3 separate regions of the Mus musculus genome follow, and all the other regions are linked to region 1. A link is a loop called in an ENCODE intact Hi-C map of the cell type or tissue named here. Cell type or tissue: left cerebral cortex. All regions are shown on one strand.

The links. Peaks named below come from ENCODE experiments on the same cell type or tissue, not always from the same donor. Only the 100,000 strongest peaks of a DNase experiment are listed, where the experiment ranks them.
Region 2: a loop joins it to region 1, with 2.5 times the contacts of the local background. A loop is called at or near these places in 4 of 42 quality-filtered maps.
Region 3: it touches region 1 in a loop (6-fold over the local background); 2 of 42 quality-filtered maps call a loop at or near these places.

Annotation. Positions count from the first base shown.
Region 1 is chr9:75,405,548-75,413,547 of GRCm38, forward strand. It overlaps Mapk6 (mitogen-activated protein kinase 6), which reads right to left and starts at 4,469. Exons shown (of 6, transcript NM_015806.5): 1 at 4,316-4,469. 4933433G15Rik (RIKEN cDNA 4933433G15 gene) reads left to right here and starts at 4,637. Exons shown (of 4, transcript NR_040719.1): 1 at 4,637-5,219; 2 at 6,161-6,317. In left cerebral cortex, CTCF peaks have their summits at 4,456 and 4,655; DNase peaks (open chromatin) are centred at 1,766, 2,539, 3,090, 3,639 and 3 more places; H3K4me3 peaks cover 3,219 bases; H3K27ac peaks cover 3,009 bases.
Region 2 is chr9:75,315,588-75,323,587 of GRCm38, forward strand. The region is part of intron 3 of Gnb5 (guanine nucleotide binding protein (G protein), beta 5); the gene reads left to right. It overlaps Gm19531 (a long non-coding RNA gene), which reads right to left and starts at 2,971. Exons shown (of 2, transcript XR_379632.4): 1 at 1-2,971. In left cerebral cortex, CTCF peaks have their summits at 4,028 and 6,712; DNase peaks (open chromatin) are centred at 3,999, 4,468, 4,884, 6,757 and 1 more place; H3K4me3 peaks cover 494 bases; H3K27ac peaks cover 4,561 bases.
Region 3 is chr9:75,334,386-75,342,385 of GRCm38, forward strand. It overlaps Gnb5 (guanine nucleotide binding protein (G protein), beta 5), which reads left to right. Exons shown (of 13, transcript NM_010313.2): 8 at 1,266-1,409; 9 at 2,886-2,977; 10 at 5,803-5,851. Among named protein-coding and RNA genes, the nearest start is that of Bcl2l10, 9.4 kb to the right of the region's middle. In left cerebral cortex, a CTCF peak has its summit at 261 (motif pointing right); DNase peaks (open chromatin) are centred at 3,831 and 4,917; H3K27ac peaks cover 803 bases.

The DNA.
Region 1 (8,000 bases):
GGAGGCCGGAGAGATGGCTCAGTGGTTAAGGGTGTTTGCTGCTACTGCAAGACCAGAGTTTGAGTCTCGGCACCCAACTTGAGAGGCCCACAACTGCACATAACTCTAGGCCCAGAGGACCTGACCCCTCTTCTGACCTCCTCTGGTACTATGTGCAGGCATGAGCATGCACACACAGATTTTTAAAAATCATAATTTTTTGTCTGTTTTTTCAAGATCAGGCTGGCCTTGAATTTAGAGATCCGCCTGTCTTTGCCACCCAAATGCTAGGAGTAAAGGTGAGCCCCCATACCCAGCAATAAATCTTTAAAAATACAAAAAAAAGCGGGCTGAAGAGATGGCTCAGCAGTTAAAGAGTACTGACTGCTCTTCCAGAGGTCCTGAGTTAAATTCCCAGCAACCACATGGTGGCTCACAACCATCCGTAATGGGATCTGATGCCCTCTTCTGGTGTGTCCGAAGACAGCTTCAGTGTACTTATATACATGAAATCAATCTTAAAAAACAAAACAAGACAAAAAGCAGACATCAAATTCTCGCAGCCAAGCTCGATATCACATGGCTGTGATTTCATGAGAAGAAGATAATCCATTTGTGGCAAGGCTGGGCTATGTAGGGAGCTGTCTCAACAAAACAAAAGTGGGAGGGGCGCCTCATCAGGACATACTATATTTTTCAAACCCACAATTGAGAGAAGAGGGAACTGGACTCATGGGAGCCACTGTCACCTTAATAGCATCAGTGCCCATGAGCAGCTCCCTGGCAAGAAGCCATGGAGTACAGTCATGTCACTTTTATATTTGTAAACTCTTGAGTACTAAGCAATAAAACTGACCGAGACCCTGGTACTATAGGCAGGTTAGAGTGTAGAGTCCACTTTTAAAACAGCCTGTCAGGGCTGGCAGAGGAGTGCCAACAATGTCACAGAGAGGTGACTTTGGAGGTATCTTCCTGGTTTAACAGGAGCCCTGAAGTAACACACAATTCAAAGGAGCAATGCACACAAGGAACTGAAAGCAGGGGAGAGAGGGCTGCCCACCTAACCTCAGGAATCCACACCTCAGGGAAAACCTGCCTGCTTTTAACTTCTGAATACGAACAACCACTGATTACCTGCATTTAAAAGGCCCACATGCTCAATTTCTAAGTCCTGTGATGCTTTGAAACTCTCAGCCTTTTTACATGTGTCTCTGTGTTTCCTTTAGTAAGGGAGAGTGGGTCTGAATTAATCAGAGTTAGAATTACTTGTGTAGAGCATGCAATACAACTTCAAAATGTCTCCAAAGACTTAATTCAAACCCACGATACAGTCACTGCCCAGGAAACTTCCCAAACAACTTTCAGAAAATGAACAGTGAAGAGAAAATAACAAATGGGTGGGGGGATTTTTATATATTTCCTCCATTAGGAAACAAATTGTCACCTTCAATATGTCTTGTTTCCCCTCAAAATCTTGTAGGCAGGTCTCCCACACTCAGCAGACTGCCTCAACCTCACAGCTCAGGTGGGCTCTGCCTGAGCAGCGGTGGCTTTCAAAGTGAGCACAACCCCAGCTCTGCCCTCCTTCAATCTTATTTTACACCAATCTGTTATTGCAGGCCATGAAATATGTTCACTATTTTATTACCGAGCTTCAGCTTAAATCCTAAATTTGGAACTATCCATTCAGTTTCTCTCTTTAAAAACTGATTGGAAACAGTGTTTGTAACAATGCCTGTTTCAACCTGTCCTCATTAAAATAGAAAATTCACCAGGCTCGGGGACGGCTCAGCAGTTACAAAAGCTGGCTGCAGTTCCAGAGGATCCAGGTTTGATTCCTAGCACCCACATGGCAGCTCACAAGCCTCTGAAACTCCAGTGCCAAGAGATCCAATGTCTTCTTCAGGCCTCTCTGAAGGTACCAGTCAAATGGTGCACAGACATACATGCAGGCAAAACCCCATACTGATAAAAATGATAGTAATAATTTCAATATACTGAAAATGCATAAATATCACAAGAAAGTATGTTTTACAGTTCCTACTAACAACACTTAAACCAATACCTTATAGATGATCAATGAAAACTAGCCAATTTCCACCAAGACTATAATGTACTGTCTGTCCATATATAACTTCCTAAAAAAATCTCTCTTACTAGCAGCCAAAGACCTGTTATTATCAAACATTTAATTTCAGCAACTAAACAGCAATTGACTTTATCTTTTCTCTCAACAAATGTTACACAATTGTACCTGCAGGGTACTGGATATCCTTTTAAGAGCCAATTTAAGAAGCCATTAGTTTTTTTGTTTTTTGACACTATCCTTCGGAGAAAAAGAGATTTCTGATATGGACAGAAACACTTTAGCCTATCATTTAAAAAAAAAAAAAAAAGCCACGTAGTAGTGGCGGCAGTGGGCAGGGTGAGTCATCACCCAACTCCAAAGTTGCAGCCTTCCTTCTGTGCCTCCTCCCACTGGACCCCAGGCCCTTCCCCGGGTCCCCTGAGTCAGCAGGCCTGCGAGGTTGTGAGTTCTTAGTTCTCACATCCTCCGGGAACTTACATAAAATGCTGCAGCGCTCTCGGCACTTACACTTGTCTTTAAAACCGTTGTCTTTTCTACTGAGAAACTAAATGTTCCGCAAGCCAGTCCTCCCCAGAATCTTTTTTAATCGCAAAAAGTGGGCAGGCTACTTTAATCCTCTCCTGCAAATGACTAAACTGCAAAATATCCTCATATAGAAAGCTGACTTTAAACAATGTTTCATTTTCCCAGGGTCTTTTTTTTTTTTTTTTCAGGAACAGTAATACTGAAGCGATAGAACTGTCTGCTCAAATCTGACAAGCTTCCGAGATGACAATTATTAATTGGGACATCAGTAAAGCAAGATTTATGATGTAATTACATTAATACAACATATATTTTTGTTAAAGCAGCTTACAAACAGGTTTTTAACAACTACAAGCTAAAGATATGTTTCTTCCACTCAATTCAAAATTATTTCCAAACACTAAAATCTGTCATTTCTAGAAACTCTCAAGCTGGGGACAATGGTGCACACGTGTTAAACCCAGCAGGAAGCCGAGGCAGGAGAATCGTTACTCAAAGCCTAGCTGGGACTACGTGGCGACTGTCTCTGCAACCAACAAAATCCCTTTGAGGACTGGACCCTGGTTAGACCCCACATTCTTCTCAAATTCTTTCCAACGCAGTTCTCCAACGTTAAAGAGACAGAACGTCAAAACCCAGAATTTTACCAAAATAAAAACGCTAGAATAATCAACAATTTATTCTGAAGCTAGCTGCTCTTCGTTTGATGGCCTGAGAACGTTTTTATTTCCCCCTCTGACAATCATCTATCTGTATCCATAAAAAGTTAATACTGCCTCCGGACTCTTAGCAACGAACACGAACTGTTTAGATACTGTAAAGAGACCTAACTCCCCTTTACCAAGTCCCTGCGCTCCATCTTTCCTACTTTCAAGTCAAAGAAAGGTAAAACACGAAAGCGATCTAAAGGAGCTTGCTGCACGCAGCTTCCCCAAGGCACCTGAGCCGGAGAGCCAAAGCCAGGCAGGAACAAAAGGCGGCCGAAAGCCCTCCACTCCTCACAACTCCCAAGTCCGATCATAACAAGCTCCAAGTGAGGAGGCCTGTAACCGGTAACGTACGTTTTCATCAGGGTGTTTTTCCGGATCACACCTTAACGTCCGGAAAGGTGTCAGGAGCCCTGTCTCAGGCCGGTCCCCGGCACCTCGTGGACCGCCAGGCACAAACTTGGGCGGACTTAGGGGCAGGAGCAGAGCGCTACGCAACGTGCCGGAGACTTTGCCCGGCCGGAGTCAGCTGAGGCCGAGTCACCCGGGCAGGCTGGGGAGGGGAGGAGACAGGAGAGCTTGAGGGAGGCAGCGAGCCAGGAAGGCAAGCCTCCACCGCCTCAAGCGCTCCTGGACCACCGCCCTCGCCTGCGCGTTGGCGGGGACTCGAACCCGCGGAACCGGGCGCGGGCGGCGGGGACTCGAACCCGCGAAGCGCAGCCCGGTGCAGGCGGCGGGGGCCCGCCAGCTATGCCTGCGGCCGGCTGCCCGGCGAGGGGCGTGCCGGGTGGGAGGGGCGCGCCGGCCGCGCCGCCAGCCCCACGCGGGGACCTGGCCCTCGCAGCCGGCCGCGCCGCCCGGGCTGAGCGGGCACACGGAACAAAAGCGTCTTTGTTGAGCGGCGGCCGCCCGGAGGGTCACACACAATGGACGCGGGAGCCGGCGCCGCCGCCGGGCCCTCTGCCGCTCCCTCCCGCGCCGGCCCGCACCCGGCCACACACACATACACACTCACGGGACTTCTCCGACTCATCGACAGAGTGCAGGGCCCGCGGACAGCCCTCAAGGTCGGCTCAGGTCTCCGGCTGTGCTGGCGGCAGCGGCGTTTCCGAGGCTCTCGCTTTGCCGCAGTCGCCGCCATGTAACCCCGACCCGCCAGAGAGGGCGCGGAGAGAAGGCGGGGCCTCGCAGAGGCACGCCCCCTCACGTCACAGGCTCACTCCACGGCGGCCCCGCCCCCGCCAGCCGGGGAGCCGCACGCGCCGGAATTTCCAACGCCCGTGACTGCGCGCGCCGCGGGGGCGGTCGGAGCTGCACGCGGCCTGCTGGCGGGTACACCCCGGCCTCAGCTGAACCACCGCCCAGAGTGTCGTACCAAGTGACCCGACAGGGCGAGCGTCTGAACGGCTGCTGGGTCCCGTGCTGTCGGGAGGAAGTGGGCGAAGGCGAATATGCTAGGCCAGATTGTTGAGCAGATAAGCTCAGGGTGGTGTTGGGAAGGCCCCTGGGATCGGTCCCCGGGGTCCGTTGGCTGCTTCTAGAAGCATCCGCGGTAACCAGGGAGGTGAATGAGTGAGGGGTCCTGGGAAAACTGAGCAAAAGCTCAGTCAGCAGGGTGGCTGGCTTGTTGAGATCGCTGAGACCAGCCAGAGTTTGACATAGGCGTGCTGAGAAAGGTAGATAGCTGCCCTTCCAGTGCTTAGATGAAATTTAAGTATTTAGGAACTTAGATATAAAAAGCACAGGGTTTGCCTGGGAGTAGTGGCACATGAGTTAACTAGTCTATGTAGTGCCAGGACAGCCTATGCTATATAATAGACCCTGTCTCAAAAGGCTGGGAGAGCTTGTTGTTGTACCCCTGTGATCCCTGTCTTGGAGACCAGAAGGATTAGAAGATACAGTTAATCCTTGGCTGCATAGTGAGTTCAAAGCCAGCCCAGACTACTGAGACCCCGCCTCACAAAAAAGAAAAATGAGAGGTTCGGTTAGCCCTTTCTATCAGTGGTAATTGACCATCCTAAAGAAAATATGGCCACTGCAGTCCATGATCCACTGTAAGCAGCAAACCCCTTTCAGAGATGACACAGTCACTTGAAGTTAAGAGCTTGAGAGGAGCTTCAATGTTTCCTAATACAGAGATACATTAAAATATATGCTTTGTGAGACAGCATCTCTCTATAACTCAGCCTGCCCTAGCACACCTAATCTCCCTGCCTTAGCTTCCCCAGAGCTTGGATTATAGGCTTAGGCAGCTGAGCCCAGCTCTATTATATTTAAAGCAATACCATCTGAATACCAGGAGAAGAGCAGTAATGCCTACAGAAAGCGAGATTTACAGCTGTTGAGTGCAGCCGGCACTGTGAAGTTCTGCTCCACCGACCCACTCTGTCCTCCCTCTAGTTCCTCCTGATGGACTCTGGGACCTCCATCTTCCTCTAATGGCTGGACCCCCCGGGGTGGTGGTGGTGGTGAGCATAAATAGCAAGCCGTATGCTTTCTCTCAGAAAGTTTATAATGCATCTCTGCTGACTTCCATTAAAGCCAGCCATATTGCTTTATAGGAGTCAAAGGAGTCCACGATGTTAAGTGTTTGTGGAATCTTAAAAGAGAGGTCAGGGTGAGCTAGGTACAAAATTTTGGAGATTTGGTTTATGATAGGCCTTTCATCAAGGGGTCTTGACTGGGACTGAGTGGTGTGACAGTTTAGGATGGGAAAGGGAAGAGTTTTGAAAGAAGTCTAGGAGAATTTAATGTTGGATAAGCCCAGAATCTTGCTGGGGGCGGGGGGTGGGGGGAGGGGGGGTGGAAGGCGAGTTTACCCTGATGAGTTTAGTCACTTATGTGTTCTTTCCAAAAATAGGCTTTGAGGAAGTCCCTGCCTGAAAGCGCGATAAGGTATTTGCAAATTCATCTTCCTGGATGAGAATTTCTTGAAGTCGGTCATGCGTATAAACCAAGTGTGGTAGTGAACGCTTGTCATCCCAGCATTCTGCAGGCTGAGACAGGAGAATCTTGAGGTGAGGTCAGCCCTTGGGGTTCCAAAGCAGGCAAGCAATCAAGCAAAAAATGAGAGACAGCAGCAGGGAGTGCGAATGACCACATTTCATTATATACGTGTATGAAATTGCCAAGGAATTTTTAGGAAGAAAAAGGTCATGTTTGTATGCACAGCTGAATTTTGTTCATGGTAATACAGCTAGGCTAGATTTTTAATCCTATTGTATGAGCATAAACATGAGTGGAGGCCACTTCCCCTAACATTTGGTTTATTTGGAAGGGGGTTGTTTTGAAAGACGTCTGTCTGTGCAGCCCCAACTGGCCTCAAGTTCACGCTCATCCTGCCTCAGTCTCCCCAATGCTCCACACCCAGCTTCTCCAAGTCGTTTTTGAAGCTGTATATGACAATTATTTAATGAGTAGGCCAATCATTTGTGTGGGTCATGACCAACAAATTTCATTACCCAGAAAAACAACCTGAATAAGAGACCATCCCCTATAAACAGGAAGGGCAACAGGGAAGCTTGCAGCTTTGTCCTACATTATAGCAAATCAAAATGCCACCAGATACAAACCAGGCCATTATTCTATGTAGTACTAAGAATGATAAAACCAGGGCTTGGGAAAAGAGAGATGACTCAGTAGCAAAAAGCAGAGTCAATTCCCAGCATCCACGTGGCAGCCCACAGCCATCCATAGCTCTAGTTCCAAGATATCCAACACCCTCCTCAGGTACATGGTGCTGTGCAGACATCCGTGCAGACAGAATACCCATGTACATTTTTTAAAAATCTCACCAGGTGGTAGTGGTACACTCCTTAATTCCCAGCACTTGGGACGCAGAGGTGAGCAGATCTCTTTTCGGGTTTAAGCAGTCTAGTCTACAGAGTGAGTTCCAGACAGCCAGTGCTACACAGTGAGACCCTGCCTCAAAGAAGCAATAAATCTTATCATAATGTCTCATTGCTATGTTCTGATTTCAGAGCTGTCGAAATGAACACAGCATTGAAGTATAGGACATTGGATCACAGTGTGAAATGAATTTGGTTTTTGCTTGTTATTGCTAGGAGAGTTTGAAGGTTGTGGAAGTGTGCAGGAGAGGCTGAACATGGCTGAAGGTGGCAGACTCTGAGCACTTTCTGAGCTGTGATGGACCAGTTACTAAGAGCTTGGGACATCAGAGAAAGCTCAACTGAAAGAGAGGGCTTTGCCTGGCCTCACCTTGGTCAGGTAGTGGCAGGACAAAAGACATTCCCAAATGAGAGAACAGACGTAAGAAGGCCTGAGCCTGCAGACCACTGCAAAGCCTGAGGAGGCTTTGCGGGAGGCCTGAGGGAGTTGGTGGCAGATAGCTTTGGTGGTCCTGCCAACAGTTTTAGGCATTAGTCTTACTAATGACATCAGGCAAGGAATTTCGGTGGTGCAGCTAATTATGGATGGTGGCAATGATGGTGATAATGATGATAACAGTGTGTGATGCAGGCCATAGAACCCAAGGCTTCTGAATGCTTAGCAGACTGCTGCTGGGCTCCCTGCCCCACCCCCAACCTGGACCTAGTTCTTTGAACTGAAAGAGCTGAAAGCCTGACATCAATGACATCAGTGGGAAGGCAGGTTGATAAGCAGAACACGGAAGACGCAGGAGAATCAATTGCTTCTGCCTAACTTTCCTTATTCTGCTAACGACACATGCTCAGGAAGGT
Region 2 (8,000 bases), 90 kb before region 1:
GGTCCTTGTGACATGAGCCCCCCACTGTAGCACAGTTCTGCAGCCCACACAGGGAGACTCTTGTCTTGCCTTCTCCCGTCTCCATCTCCTAGAATCCCACTCTGACTTTAGTCTTTCCCAGGCTCTTAGGAACCCTGGCTCTCTCCTGTACCTGGAAGTCCTGCCTTGTATTCTGTCCCATCCCTGACTTCAGCAGACATTTTGATCAGCTTCCAAAAGTCTTGCAGAGGGATCCTGACTCTGTCCCTCCTCCCTCCTCCCCAGCCATGAGTGTATGCACCCTCCTACCTCCTCCTGTTGAACTCTAGGGGCTGTTGAAGAGAGGGCAGCAAGAGGTCTCTGTGGTCAGTGGCTAAGTCACCCCTGCAGTGTCCTTAGTCAGCTCTCTACCCTGGCAATTGTAAGATGTTTGGCGATCTGTAGAGGTCTCTGTCCTGCCCACCTTTTACTTCTTCCTCCGCAGAAAATGGAAGAAAAAAGTAAGAGACCTGGGGGGCTGGTGAGATGGCTCAGTGGTTAAGAGCACTGACTGCCCTTCCAGAGGTCCTGAGTTCAAATTCCAGCAACCACATGGTGGCTCACAACCATCCATAATGAGAAACAAATAAAGAACCTATGGGCTGGGAGCAAGCGGAGGCCAGAGGGAGCAGGGCTGGAGCAAGAGGGAGAACGGGAAGTGGGGAGGGGGGAGTAAGAGACCTGTTTATAGGGCTGAGTTCATAGATCCAACCCCTGGCCCCTGTACACCTGCTCCTTCCTGTAAGGTCAGCTTCTTCCCGCCCCTCAGGATTCACCCACTTCATCTTTAAATTTTTCCTCCATCTCTCCGCCTCAGCCTGTCTCTGAAAACAGACAGACAGACAGACAGACACACACAGGCACACACACACATACACATGCACATACACAGAGGCACACATACACATATACACATGTGCACACACATGCACACACACAGGCACACATACACATATACACATGTGCACACACATGTACACACAGACATCCACACAGAGGCATTCACACATACACGCACACACAACACCCAAGACTTCACTGTGTCCCACCAAGCTCCAACAGCCTCCCATTGTAACCCCATCTTCTTCTATGCCTCCCCAGACACGGCCTCAGCTTCCCCTCAGTACAGCAAAAATATTCCCCTGCCTCAGCTTTGCCTCACTAGAGCACCACTCCCCTACCCAGCTTTGCACTGCGGTTTCATTCTTCAGAATTCTGTTCACCTTGTTTTTTTTTAAAATAGGTCTCTCATTTTTCCTGAACCAAGTAGGTAGGGCAGGTTGGCCAATGAGTTTGAGGGATCCCCTTGTCTCTGCCTCCCTAGATTGGACTGACAAGCACGAGCCACTGAAGCCAGCTGTGTTAACACCCAGATCCTGACTCATGTGCCATCCCCTCAGCCCTAGGCCTTGAGATTTCCTGAAGCCCGAGTGACCTGAACCACCGACGTGTTTGGTTTTTTTAGTTTTCTAAATTACTTTTTTTTTATTTGTGTATGTGCATTTTCACAGAACACAGAAGGCTGATCGACCCTATAAAAAACTAACTCCAATTTCTTTTAAAACTTTGCAGGTGGGCCAGTGAGATGGCTCAACAAGTTTTTAGCCAAAGCCTAAGGACCCTAGGGCCCACTTGAAAAACGAGACAGACAGCTATGTAAAGGTCTGGGTTCCATTCTCTGCACCACATAAGCCAGGCGTGGTAATGCAGGCCTCTTACGACTCCAGCACTTGGGAGGTCAAGGCGTCAGAAGGCCAAGGTTATCCTCCACGACATAATGAGTTTGAAGCCAGCCCCTGTTTAAAAACAAGCAGATATAGACATAAATATTTGTAAGTCAGTGCGACAGTTGGAGATAGGAAACCGGAAGGGATCGATCGATCGATCAATTCCTGATCCAAACCCTGTCCTCAGTCCCGGAACTTTAACACTCAGACCAGGGTCTTACTCTGTAGACTTCATTTCCCAGTCAGATCCTTGGCCAGCATGACAAGCCTGAAGTAGCTCATGTGGCTTACATGACAGGGAGTCAGCCTACCTCAGGTGCACAGCCACGAGTTCCTGTCTCCCCAGTCTCCTGCAGACTTTCTTCTCCTCCCTAGAGCCTCCCACCCCCATCGGCAGATAATCCACTGTAGGGAGGGTAGCCTTCCTTCATGTTACAATCACACAGCTACAGCTTGTGTTGGCTTCCTTTTCACTCCATGCTACACAGACTTCCACGGTCTGAGGACTGTTCGTTCAGGCAGTCAGAAGTGTAACCTCTGACTGCGTGACTGGGTGAGCCATTCCCTACACCCCCTACACCCGCAGTCTGAGGATGCTATGGTCCTCAGCTTCCAGTCTATGTTCTCAGTATCTAGAACAGTGGTGCTCAACCATCCTAATGCTTTCACCCCTTAACACAGCTCCTCATGTTGTGGTGACCCCCACCACAAAACTATTTCACTGCTATTTCATAACTGTAATTTTGCTACTTGTCTTAATGAGGGTTTTACTGCTGTGAACAGACACCATGACCAAGGCAGCTGTTATAAGGACATTTAATTGGGGGTGGCTTGCAGGTTTAGAGGTTCAGTTCATTATCATCAAGACAGGAACACAGCATCCATGCCAGGCAGGCATGGTGCAGGAGGAGCTGAGAGTTCTACATCTTTATCTGAAGGCCACTAGCAGAATACTGGCTTCCAGGCAGCTAGGAGTAGGGTCTTAAAGTCCAAGCCCACAGTGACACACCTACTCCAACAAGGCCACACCTACTCCAAACAGTGCCACTCCCTGAGCCAAGCATATAGAAACTATCACACTATAAGAGGTCACAGCCCACATGTTGAGAACCCTGGCTCACCGCCCTCTGTATTCCAACCACTGCTTCTGATGTCACCCTCTCTGACTCACTCTGTTGACTCCTATAAAACCCTCAGGGTTACATTGGGTTCACCCAGCTCATGGTCCCATCTCAATATCTTTAACATCCTCCAATCCGCAAGGGCCTCTTTGCGACAGAAGGTGACATCTTCAGTTTCTAAGGATGTGAGCTTCATCAGAAGCCATGGGTTTACCTGTCAACAGGCCTTAGATCAGGAAGAGTCACCATCTCCAGCCTCAACCTCCAGGTGCAAACAACACTCTTCCTCCCTTATTCTGAGAGGACAGAGGGTAGCACTCGGGCTGGCCTTGCCTGCGCGGCTGGAGGAGAGCAAGGGACGTTTCTAGTACAGGTCACCCTTCTCCATGTTTCACCGTGTTCTAGAGAGCAGAGATTTTTCTTATTAAAAGAGCAAAATGGATAAAGGCCAAGCGTTAGCCAGTGTGCTCACCATGGTCTAGTCAGCACAGAATGTCTGTAAAGATGTACAGTTCTCTCCAGAGGGCTCAGAGATGTGGAGATGTTTCTCTTTAAGACCCATCTCCGCATGCGCCGTAGGAAGGACGGAGTTTTAGGATGGTGTCAAGACAATGGGAGGAAGGAGGACCCAGCTCATCATTAGAGTCTCAGAGTCAGGAATGCTCTGGAAGGTAGGCTGACAGCGGAAAGAGCTGGCAGGTTGCAGCATCCTGGGCTGGGGGAGCTTTATCCAGACTCTTCGCTCCTTTGAGGCAGCTATTAATTTTGTTAAGAAGCAAAACTGAATAAACAAATGTGTATAAATTTCCAGCGTACAAATCCAGACTCCATTTGAATTAATCAGAGGATTTAATCAATTGGGGCCAATGACTTTTCTGTTTGTTCTAAGTGTGTTTTTGTGACAGGTTTTACCCGAAAACACTCTAATGGTTGGAGCTCTGTACTAATCTGATCTCATAGCTTAGGGGGAAATCTAGGCAAAGCCATACTCTAATCAGGCCTCAGGCGCATGTGCCCTTTGCAGCCCTGGTACCCAGGCTGAGAGAAAGGCAGTGCTCAGGCAGATGGCCTCCTGCCTACTGCTTCACTCTCAATGCCTGGAGCAGAAAGCCAGCCTGCCTTTCATTTCCTGTCTCCTTCCTTCTCCTGATCTGTTGATTGGAGCATGCTCACTAGGGGCAGTGTTTCTAATGGAATCTCAGAGTATCTGGGATCTCTGTGGGGCAGTTAGATAATGCGAAGGAGGAGTTTCTTTAACAGCCCCCCACTTCTAGACACCTCTTTTCATGCTTTGATATATCTCATGGCTTGCTTGATGTTTATAATTTTATAAACACTCTTGGGATTGTATTAAATGTATTTGAGACACATTTCACATCTATCTCAATAGTTTCCTCCTGCTATGTACAGGAGAACCTATTTTTGGGAGAAAGCTGAGAGGCAGGATCTCATGTATCCCATTGCGGTCGGTCTCGGGCTAGGCTAGGCTCTGTAGCTGAGGATGACCTTGAACTTCAGCTGCTAAAGCCTTCACCTCCACCTCCCCCACCCACTGCCAGTTATTCAGTGTCACCTGAAAGCTGAAAGACAGCTCTGTCCGGATGGATGGTTGGTCTCCCAGACTGAGAGATTAGTCTCACAACGTCAGCTAGATAGCTCTAATACTTGCATTTCAAGGAAGGCAGCAGAGGCTCAAAAAGAACCTGCCGGCTTCCATGTGCTGTCCTTGCATTGGCCTTGTCCTTCCCTGAGAGGTGAGAGAGCCACTGTGGTTTGCTGGCCTCCCCCCTTGCTATTGGAGTTAGCCTTAAAGCCCAGTTATTCTCTCTGGAGATTTCACAGCCTAGATTCACTTTTGTGTTGTCTAGATCACGTCTAGTTAGATATTGCCTCTAAGAAAAAGTGGAGGGATATGTCTGCAGCTAAAATAGAAGTCTGAAAACCACTGTTCCGTGTGTGCGCTCAGCACTCACAGATCTCAAGCTGTATGCACGTAGGACTGGCTGTCCTGTTCAGCCTACTGACCCGGAGCTCAGCATAGAACCTGGTCCTGGAAGGAGCTCGGGTGTGCATTCTGTGGTGCTCTGATCTAACTTTCCATAGCCAGGCAGAGGTCAGGCTCGGACCAGACAGTCTCTTAACTAACCCTGAGACTCACCGATCTGGCTACCTCCCATATGGGAATCTAAGGCTGGGGTGTCCCCAGTGCCTGAATGTCATTTTCCTTGATTTTCCAAAGACTCACGGCCACGTTGATCCTAGTCTTAAAGGAATGTAAATCTGTTCTCAAGGGCTGAAGTGTGTGTACATAAAATTCTCAGTCTTCTGAGCTTTGGTTCCCTTCCTTGGAGGAGTAGATCTTTAAAACTGTGTCCTCACCGGGCAGTGGTAGCGCATGCCTTTAATCCCAGCATTTGGGAGGCAGAGGCAGGGAGATCTCTGAGTTCGAGGCCAGACTTGTCTAGAGAGTGAGTTCCAGGACAGCCAGGGATACACAGAGAAACCTTATCTCAACCTCCCCTCTCCCCCAGCCCCAAAAAAGGAAGGGGATACTGGAGAGATGACTCAGTGGCTAAGAGCACTACCTGCTCTTTCAGAGGTCCTGAGTTCGATTCCCAACAACCTCATGGTGGCTCACAACTATCAATAATGAGATCTGATGCCCTCTCCTGTCATGCAGGCATACATGCAAATAGGGCACTCATATAAAATGCATAGATAAATCAAATAAAAAAAAAAGACCCTATATCCTCAAACTGTTGTATAAAGCTTTCCACCCATGCCAATTCAACACATGGGGGATAGTGTCCAAATACATCAAAAGTCTTGGCACATGTGATGGCACATGACTAAGGGAGAGAGGAAAGAAGGGAGAGAGTTTCCCACCTGTCTTTTCCTTACCCCTGTTCTTATGCCTCCTTTAAATTCAGGCTCTCATGGCCTGCCAGCCAGGAATCCATAGCCCCAGTGGCTCCCTGACCTCATGCAACAGCTCGGTTACTGTCACACTACAGTGTACTTGGTACCTGTGCGTTGCCCTGTCTGATGCTTCCAGACTGTGCACCTCCTAAGAGCAGAGACATCCCATGACAGATGGTTTGTGAGCTACTGTGTGGTTTCTGGGAATTGAACCTTTGGAAGAGTAGTCAGTGTTCTTAACCACTGAGCCATCTCTCCAGCCACCAACCTTATTCTTCTAATAAAGTATCTGCCGTGGTATTTAACACCCAGCTGAGCACTCCCATCTCCTCCTTGGAGCTTCACCTTCGGACTACGCTGGTTCCAGAATATTCAGCAGTTTAAGATGCCTGGGTCCCAGCCGAGCAGAGAGGCAGTGAAGGAAGGTAGAGACACCGTGGGTGCAGGTCAGGGAACAGGCTCCTTCGGATCAGCGTCTAGGCTGCTGCAGTCACATCAGACTTAGAGGGACCACAGGAGCATGGCACAGCAAATGCTGTGGTCTCTGCAGAGTGTTCTGCCAAAGAGCGGAGTCCCCTGACCGGGTTCCCTCCCCGGTGTCATCCCTAGACCACACTGCAGTCAAGGACAAACACAAAAAGATAGATCTGTATCACTCAGATGACAGTACACCAACAGGCCACTACCCGTGGAGAACAACCGTTTTAGGTGTACAAACACTGCTCTCTTCGATGAGTTCCTCTGCTGTCTAGAATTACATCACACCTTTGGACTTTGATTTCCTCAGCTGAGAACGCCCATAGACTCATTCTCTGCGTGCAGATATCACCTTACAGCCCAGTACAGCCTCCTGTCGGCTGGAGAAGCTCTGTGTGCCGTCATCTCTGGTTTAGCAAGTGTCTCCTCTGTGCCAGGCTTCAGTAGCTAGCAAGAAGGACTGAAAATGGATCAAGCCATCAAGAGGAGAGATGACTTGCTGGCAGACAGATGGCTCTGTAGCCAAGACAGGGCTCTTAGTCTCCTGCAGGTGGCTCAAGCTGAACACACCGCTATCTTCCTGAAGCTACCAGCCAGTCGCATTTCCTAACCAGTTAGCATTCCTACTGTAGAAACCAGTGTGCTCCTCGCGTCTTATAAAATTAAATATATCTTATTCCCGAGGAACAGTCTGTCAGAAGGCAAAGGAGAAATCCTACCTGCCCCAGCCCCACAAATACATATTTAGCTCTTTTCCAAATTTTTTATTTCCTGATATCTAATTTTTTTGTAATTCTTTAATTCAATGCTTGTAAGATTTGGCAGATAGAAGCAGGATGGAGTGGGTTGGGAGCAAATCCGTGTGGGAAGGGAAGACACGGAGAGAAAAGATAATTGATGGTTGGGATGTGTTAAAATTAGAGTTATGTAACGAAGGCCCTCTTTTAGTTGCTGAGGCATCTTGGGTTTTCTTTTCTTCCTTCCTTTCTTTCCTTCTATCTATCTTTTTTTCTTTCTTTTTTAGGGATGTTGAAAAGCTAGGCTTCCCCTAATGCTGAAACAAGAGAAACTCCAATAATATGGGCATGGGGTATCAGTGTAAAGTATTAAAGCAGAGAACTACAGAAATGGCTCAGGGGTCAAGAGCACTGGCTGCTCTTCCAGAGGACTCAGTTCCCACCACCCACATGGCAGCTCACTGGTCTGTAACTCCAGTGCCACGGGATATGACCCCTTCTTCTGGCCTCTGAGGACACTGTCTACACTTGGTGCACATACATACATACATACATATACATACATACATACATACATACATACATAGATAGATAGATAGATAGATAGATAGATAGATAGATAGGCAGGCACTTGTACACATTAAATAAAAATTAATAAATCTTTTAAAAGAATTAAATAGGACGTGCTCCCTAGTGGTGGGGGCTTGTGTAAATGGCCTGCAAGAATTCAAAAAACTGAGTCCATTCTTTAACTTCTGTCAGTATGTGCTGGGGACAGCATACAATGAATGACAGGGACTGCCTGCAGTAGGCTGGGATGGAGACATCTCAGTAGCTTGTGACAGTTGTTCCCATTTCTCTAAACCTTAGCCCTGTACAACAGCCGTATAGATTTCATGTGTGCGTGGCTGCTTTTCAGTTGGCCTTGGTGTGCATAATTTTTCTATTTTATCTGACTTTCTTATTTCTTTCTCCTTCTGCTCTGATGAATTCTGTGAAAC
Region 3 (8,000 bases), 71 kb before region 1:
GCTCCAGAGGAAGCGCCGGCCATTCCTCCTTGGTCACTGTCCTAATAAAATCAAAAGGAGGAAAACCAGGCCTCCTGATGTCGAGTTGAGACAAACTCTGGCTGTTGGCTGTTGTAGAGAGCGCTCTGCCCTGGGTGGGTGGGAGTCAGAATGCTGCGTGTAAGGCAGGCAGTATATGGCTGCTGAGCTGCAGGCCTGTGCACTGCACATATCTTCCTGTTCATGTTTGCCTACATGTATGCATTGCCTGTGGAGGCCAGAAGAGGGCGTCAGAGTCCCCTGGAGTTATAGATGGATGGGAGCCACTCTGGGTGCAGGAAACCAAACCCTAGTCCTCTGCAGGAGCAGCCAGTGCTCTTGATCTCTGAGCCATCACACTAACCTTTATGTACTATTCTAAAAAACAAAACAAAACAAAACAAAACAAACAAACAAACAAACAAACAAAACAGAGCTGGAGAGATGGCTCCTAACAAGCCAGGCATTCCCCAAAATGCATCCCTATAACTGTAGCTGTGAAAGATCTGATACCTTTGACTTCAGCTCGCAGAGGTCCACACACACACATTCACGTAAATAAGTAAAATTAGTCTTTAACTTAAAAAAAGCAAAAACAAGATGTCACAGACATTAAGTCTGTGCCTTACTTTGCATAAACCACAGCAGGGGCAGTACAGCTCCAACACTCTGACTGCATTTCTGTAGCAAGCTGTGGCTGTCCCCATAGTTGACTCAGTCATACTGATCTGCAAGGCAGGCAGAAATCTGGTTTGGGACCTGACAGTGCTGGACAGGAAGCCTGGCAAGGTGTGGGTCTTTAAATGAGACTTGGTGATCAATTTGTTAACCTTGGTAAGTTGTATGGAGCCGCTTCTGTCTTCTGGGAACAGTATTTCCTGGAGCAAGTAGCTAGGGTGTGTGTTCCTGTGTGTGTGTGTGTGTGTGTGTGTGTATGCGTGTGTGTATGTATGTGTGTGTGTGTGTGTGTATGTGTGTGTGTATGTATGTGTGTGTGTATGTATGTGTGTGTGTGTGTGTGTGTGTATGTGTGTGTGTATGTGTGTGTGTGTGTGTATGTGTGTGTGTGTGTGTGTGTGTGTGTGTGTATGGGTGTGTGTGTGTATGGGTGTGTGTATGTGTGTGTGTATGTGTGTGTGTGTGTGTGTGTGTGTGTGTGTGTGTGTGTGTGTGTGCAGCCTGCTATGCATGCTCTGTGGAAGGTTAAGCCTTTAGCTAACCTTCCCCAACACTCTTTCTTCATGCAGATTCTGACAGCCAGCGGGGATGGCACCTGCGCCCTGTGGGATGTGGAAAGTGGACAGCTGTTACAGAGCTTCCATGGGCACGGGGCTGACGTCCTCTGCTTGGACCTGGCCCCCTCGGAAACAGGAAACACCTTCGTGTCTGGGGTAAACACAAGGGAAATCTCTGGGGTCTTTTGTCCACTAGGGAAGTGGATGCTGGCAGTTGGTTCTTGTTCTTGGGTCTGGTCCTGTCTCTTTCCTGGAAGTGTCTTTAGCTCCCTGAGACTGCAAAACCCTGGTACCCACAGCAGTCTCGGCACCCCTTCCTCCGGGCCCCCTTCCTTCTGTCACTAACATTCAGAAGTCTATAGAGAGATCTGGAATGCTCTCTTTGAATGCTGAAACTCAGGGCGTGTGTCCATCACCGTGTATTTAAGATCCCTCAAGTAAAGTTTGCATCTTAGCGTAACCATGGACCATTGCGCATGTGCGATGCACGCTAAGATGAGGCAGTGCTGGGATGTCACAGAGCTCAGGGCTTGGGACGCTCCCATCCCACATCTTTTGGCCACCATTCTCCTTCTCATCCTTGGATGCAAGAAACAGAAGAGGAACTATAGGAATCGCCATATAGGCCCTAACTAATTTCATGCTGTTGGCCTCCCGTGCATGTCTTCTCGCTGGGCCTTTGCAGAACTGCATCGTCCCTGCTCAACCACATTGCTCTCTGGATAGGACCATTATCTCTGTAGATTATTTGCAGACATAAACTCCACTCATTTTAGCATCCACCAGGAGGTTGAGGGTCCTTGGATCTCTCAGTCTGTCCTCATTGAGACTCTCAGGGTCCTATCTCCCATGGCAGGTGCTCCTAAGATGTCATCTTTGCCTCTTCATATCTTCAAAGCTAACAAACCCAAATGTGTGAAGCCATCGGTTCATCTAACTGTTGAGACAGTGCCTTTTCCTATTCAAGCTCTGTGCAGATTCATCAAAAAAAATCTCCCAGAATCGGAACCCCATAATATGAAAAACCTTTTGTTTATGATTCTCTGACTTGCAAGTGACTCAGAGAGAACATTGGGGTTGAGGCTGGGGTGGGGGGTGACTTGCTACCCTCTCCCCTAATTGTTCAATGGCAGGTCTATGAAGAGATCCTGGGACAGCTGTTTCCCAGGTCAGCATGCTGGTGAGGTACAGGTCACCCAAAGGAACCCCATTTCTAACTCTGCTGAAGGTTGGTTCTACAACGCCAACAAAGCAGAAGCTGTTGGCTGCTTGATTTAGACACCACCAACCCTTCCTTTGGTGTCACAAACCTTGACCCCCCACCCCATGCACCAACACCTGCTTGCCACAGAGCTGAGGAAAGTGGATAGGAAGAGGAGAGAATGGAAGGGAGTGGAAGAAAGTAAAACTCCCAGGAGGAAGGAGGGAGGAGACACCAAAGGTCTTACTCTAACTCGGAAATACACAAAAGAAAGCGTGCTAAAGAGGGAAGTCACGAGCCTGCCTGCTCTGCTGTCCTAGGAAGGTCTTCTTCCTTGGGCTTAAATGGGTGGAGGACAGTGGCTTTTTAAGATCCATCCCTGTCTGGGAACAGTCTTTGCAGTGTATAACTGCATGATTTCCTGTTTGTAGGGTTGTGACAAGAAGGCCATGGTGTGGGACATGCGCTCTGGCCAGTGCGTGCAAGCCTTTGAAACTCATGAATCGGATGTCAACAGTGTTCGGTCAGTAAGTAAAATGTTTGGGATCCTCTGTCCTAGGACTTTACTGAGGCTTAGATCATCCTTAGCAGGACACATACATACACACTCACACACATAAACATATATACACATAAACACACATACACATATATACACACTCATACACACACACACACACACACACACACACCAGAGATCACCTAAGAAAGAGGGCTCCTCAGCAGGAAAGGCTCCAGGTCCCAGGAGCCCTTAATCTACTTGCTTAGAGACAAACTTTATCCTCCCAAAGCGAGCCACTGTTTCTTAGGCATTCGTCACATGTTTATTGAGGGAATTACATGCATACATGCATTTCCTCTGCAATAGGATTACAGCAATGAACATGGTAGATAAAGCTTCTATTGCCCTTCAGGAAACAAAGCAAATACAAAAAGATACACCTATATACCATGGGGAGACAGAACAGGGGTAGGAATGGCTGGGCTACTTCTAGGTGGTGACCTCCAAACCGGCCTGGAGGATGAAGAGCCAGCCTTGCCTGTTGCTAAGGAAGGGCACTAAGGTGAGCCAGGCCACACTATAAAAACACTGAGCTCAGGAAGCCCAAATCTCTAATCTGGACAGTAGGCAGTGGCCCATTCATTTACACAGGGAAGACTAGAGGAAGTATAGACAGGAGGTGGCCATTGAACTTCATGGGGCTATTTCAGTCAAAAAAAAACCCCTATCCAGCCAGGCAGAGATGCTCAGTTGGTAGCAAGCTCTCCATAAGTTGGGTTCCAGAAAAGGGTTGGGTTGGGACTTCACTCGTTCAGAAGGTACCACGCACAGCATGGCTAAATATAAAACATCTTTCTGCTCGGAGCCCTAAAAATTGCCATCGTGCCTGATGAGAAAACACTAGATGTGTTCCTCTGAGCTCAGTTCCCAACTCCCACACCAGATGACTCAGAACTGCCTCTAACTGCAGCTCCAGGAAATCCAGTATCCTCTTTCAGCCTCCTCGGGACACCTGCGTTCACATGAACACACAACACACACACACATACACATAGGGCACATACACACACATATACACAGGACACATACATACATACACACAACACATACACAAATACACATACACGCATACATGCACACACACACAAACACAGGGCACATACATACACACAAATACACATACATGCATACATATACACATACACAAACACAGGGCACATACACACACAACACATACACACAAATACACATACACGCATATATACACACACACACAAACACAGGGCACATACACACATACAACACATACACACAAATACACATACATGCATACATATACACATACACAAACACAGGGCACATACACACATACACGACACACATACACGCACACACAACACATACACACACTTGACACACATCGCTTTAAAAACTATGTACTATGTATTCAGATCATGGTGTGGGGCAGACAGAGCTAAACATTGTGAACATTTCCCATCCACCCTTTCTGTCCTCACCCACTTCTGTCAGAAACTCTGTAAGGTAGCCACACAAAATCAAGCTTGCTGGGCCTGGGGGCATAGCTCATTTGGTAAGCCATTCGAAGAGCCAGCTTCAGTCTCTGGCATCCACATGCATAGTAGCAGGTAGCTGTAACTCCAACCAGGAGGAGGCAGAGATAAAAGGACCCCTGGGGCTGACCAGCCAGCCAATCTAGCCACTTGGTGGCCTCCAGGACAGTGAAAGAACCTGACTCAAAGGAGGTGGACATTTTCCTGAGACTGATACCTGAAGCTTCCCTCCACCTTCTACATCTACACAAACATATGCATGAAAAACAACAACAAAACCAACCTTCCCTGTTAGCAATTTTTTTATACTATTATCTTCCCAGTACAAGCTGCAGGCTGGAGGCCATTTGTAACCAGACAGGAGATGCATTGAAAGGGAGACACATCAGAGTGTGGGCGATGTGAAGGGATTAAAGACTTACCAAGGGATGTAGCTCAGTTGGCAGAGTGCTTAACTTATGTACGTGGTCCTGAGTTCTCTCTCTAGCAGGCCATAAAGCCAGGTGTTGTAGCTCACTCCTGGACTCTCAGAACAGAGGAGGTGGAGGCACTAGGGTCTGAAGTTCAAGGTCATTCACAGAGTTCAAGGCTAGCCTGAGCTACATAAGACTCCACCTATAAATAAATAAGTAAAGAAAGAAACAAACAAATTAACCCCCCACACACACTCTGCTCCTGCCAGTGGTTTATAATCTAGCATCCATACTTCCCGCTGAGCACCGAGAAGAAGATGACCGCAGGAATAGCCACTGTTCACTGAGGCTTTTTAGTTAGCGGCATGCTGGGTTCTTGGTACTCACTGCTTTGTTCATCACCCTGTAGACGGGCTTCATTATCCTCGCTGTCCAGATGAGGAAACCAGGCTGGAAAAGATGATGTCACTGCCCAAAGTACTGCACGTCCTGACAGTGTCAATAGCTGATGTGGCTCTGTCCTTCTGACTCCGTTGTCCCTGTGCTCTGAGCCACACTTTGGGAATGAGGTGCATGACAGGGCTCCTGCTCTGCTCAGTACCCCGGGTGAATGTGTTGACTTCCTCTGGCCCTCAGTGTTCAGCTTTGCAAGGCAGTGCCCCTGTCCTGGGTTTACCCGAGGAACATGAGAGGCTGGTGGTCCAAGCACATGAGGCTCCCCTCAGGTCAGGCCTATGCAAAGGCCCTGTGTCCCGGGGGTGGAGCTTCTGGCTCTGTGACCTAGGATGCCTTCCTGGGGGTCCTGAGCGGGGTCATGGGAATGGCTATTCAGCATAACGGGCTTTCTACCAACTCTCTGCAGGTACTACCCCAGTGGGGATGCTTTTGCTTCGGGGTCGGATGATGCCACGGTATGTTTCTCGGTTATTGACGGTCCTCTCCAGGCAGGGTGGGGGGGTAATATCTTGTTTTTACTTTTATGTTTTGCAGAAGTAGCAAGGGAATTTTATTTAAAGCAAAGGAACAGAAAATACTACAGGAAAACATCAGGCCTTAATTTGTTTTGTTTTTCAAATTTTATCTATGCATTTTAATGTGTATGGACGTTTTGTCTGAATATATGACTTTTCACCACATGAATTCTTGGTGCCCTCGGAGAGCAGAAGAGGGCACAAGGTTGTCCTGAGACTGGAATTGCAGATGGTTGGGAGCCACCATCTAGATGCTAGTACTTAACCCTGATTCCTTGAACTAACAGTCAGTGATCTTGATAGCTGAGCCATTTCTCCAGCCCCTTAGTGTAGTAGGTCTTTGCTACTTTGTAGGTTCTTCTTTTTCCCAACCATTACCTCCCCCCCACCCCAGTTTCACCCCCTATCACTAGATAGGAGTGATAGAAGGATACAGGGGAGAGAGAGATCCGAATCTAGTTTCTTTCTTCTTGCTTATTCTTTGAGCATGACAACCAACAAACCGTAACCAACCCACCTAACATTTATATACCCTCTGACAAGTTCTCGGAATTCCAAACATCACAGAATCACAGAAATTATCTGCAGTTGGTAAAACCACGCTTTTGCTAGAGCACAAGGCAAATCATGGTCAGCTGCTGCGGGAAGCAGCCCACACCCCTGCACCTGGGATTAAGATGAAAGCCTGTTCTTATAATAGCTCTGTATTTTTAAAGAAGCCAAAATTCCAAAATTGTCACTATACCTTAATTTTATTTTATTTATTTATTTATTTATTTATTTATTTATTTATTTGGTTTTTTGAGACAGGGTTTCTCTGTGTCGCCCTGGCTGTCCTGGAACTCACTCTGTAGACCAGGCTGGCCTCAAACTCAGAAATCCGCCTGCCTCTGCCTCCCAAGTGCTGGGATTTAAAGACGTGCACCACCACTGCCTGGCTTAATTTTATTTTTTTTAAACTTGTTTTCTAGTCACAGAAGTTATGTGTAGTCTCTGAATCAATATTGAAGGGAATTCCTCTCCTTTCCTAAGGAAAAAGCAGTTTAATGAATCCTGGCAGCCCTTGCTCTCCATAAATACAATATCTATTTGTATATTTGTCTTTTTCACATGATGGCAGCCTGTATACATTCTTCTGTGACTAACAAGCATTTTCCCCTAGCATATTTTCTCAATTACTGTCTGGTATTTCATAGTATTGACATACCATCATGACCTCAAAGAATCTTCCATCTGGAGAGAGCTCTTTGTAAGTTATTCCCACCCTCTTTAAGAACACTGCCATAAAACCAACATGGTGGTCCATTGCTTGTAAGCTCAGCATGAGAGAGGCAGAGATAAGAGGAACAGATATTCAAGGTGATCCTTAGCTAGGGAGGGGCACACAGCAAGTTCACGAGCAACCTAGGCTACTAAACAAACTTTGCTATAGGTAAATATTTTTGTGCCTTTCTCGACTTAAAAACCCTACAGCAGTGATTGCTTACCTAAAACCAGATTCCATTCTCACAGTTTTGTTACAAGTAGCAAATTATATTGATATATGTTTTTAAGAGAAAACATAATTTTTTTTTGTTCTTGTTGCCCTAAAAAATACCCAATATTAAAGAATGGGCTTCACTCCAAGCTGCTGCTGTGGAAGAGTTTTGATAATAATGAAAATCTCAGGGTTGAAGAGATGGCTCGGAGATTAGAGAGCTTGGTGCCCTCCCAGAGGACCCAAGTTCAATGCCAGCACTCATGTGAGGTGGCTTACAACCACCTGTAACTTCTGTTCTGGGGGACCTGACACCCTCTTCTGTCCTCCCCACACACCATACGCATGCACACACACAGGCACACCCATATTCACATTCATAAATAATAAAATATTTTTAAAACTCTTAGATGTGTCAAAAATATGTAACAAAATATAAAGGCACACATTTTCACTATACCATTTCATGGAAACCATTCTGCTCTAAGGGCTCTGCTCCTAAGCCAATGCAAGTCAGACATCAACATGTATACAAAGATTTTTATATAAAAATGTCTATCACATAGCTATGGGCAGTTCTACTGTGACTGCCCAGCCCATTGCCCCTTGTAG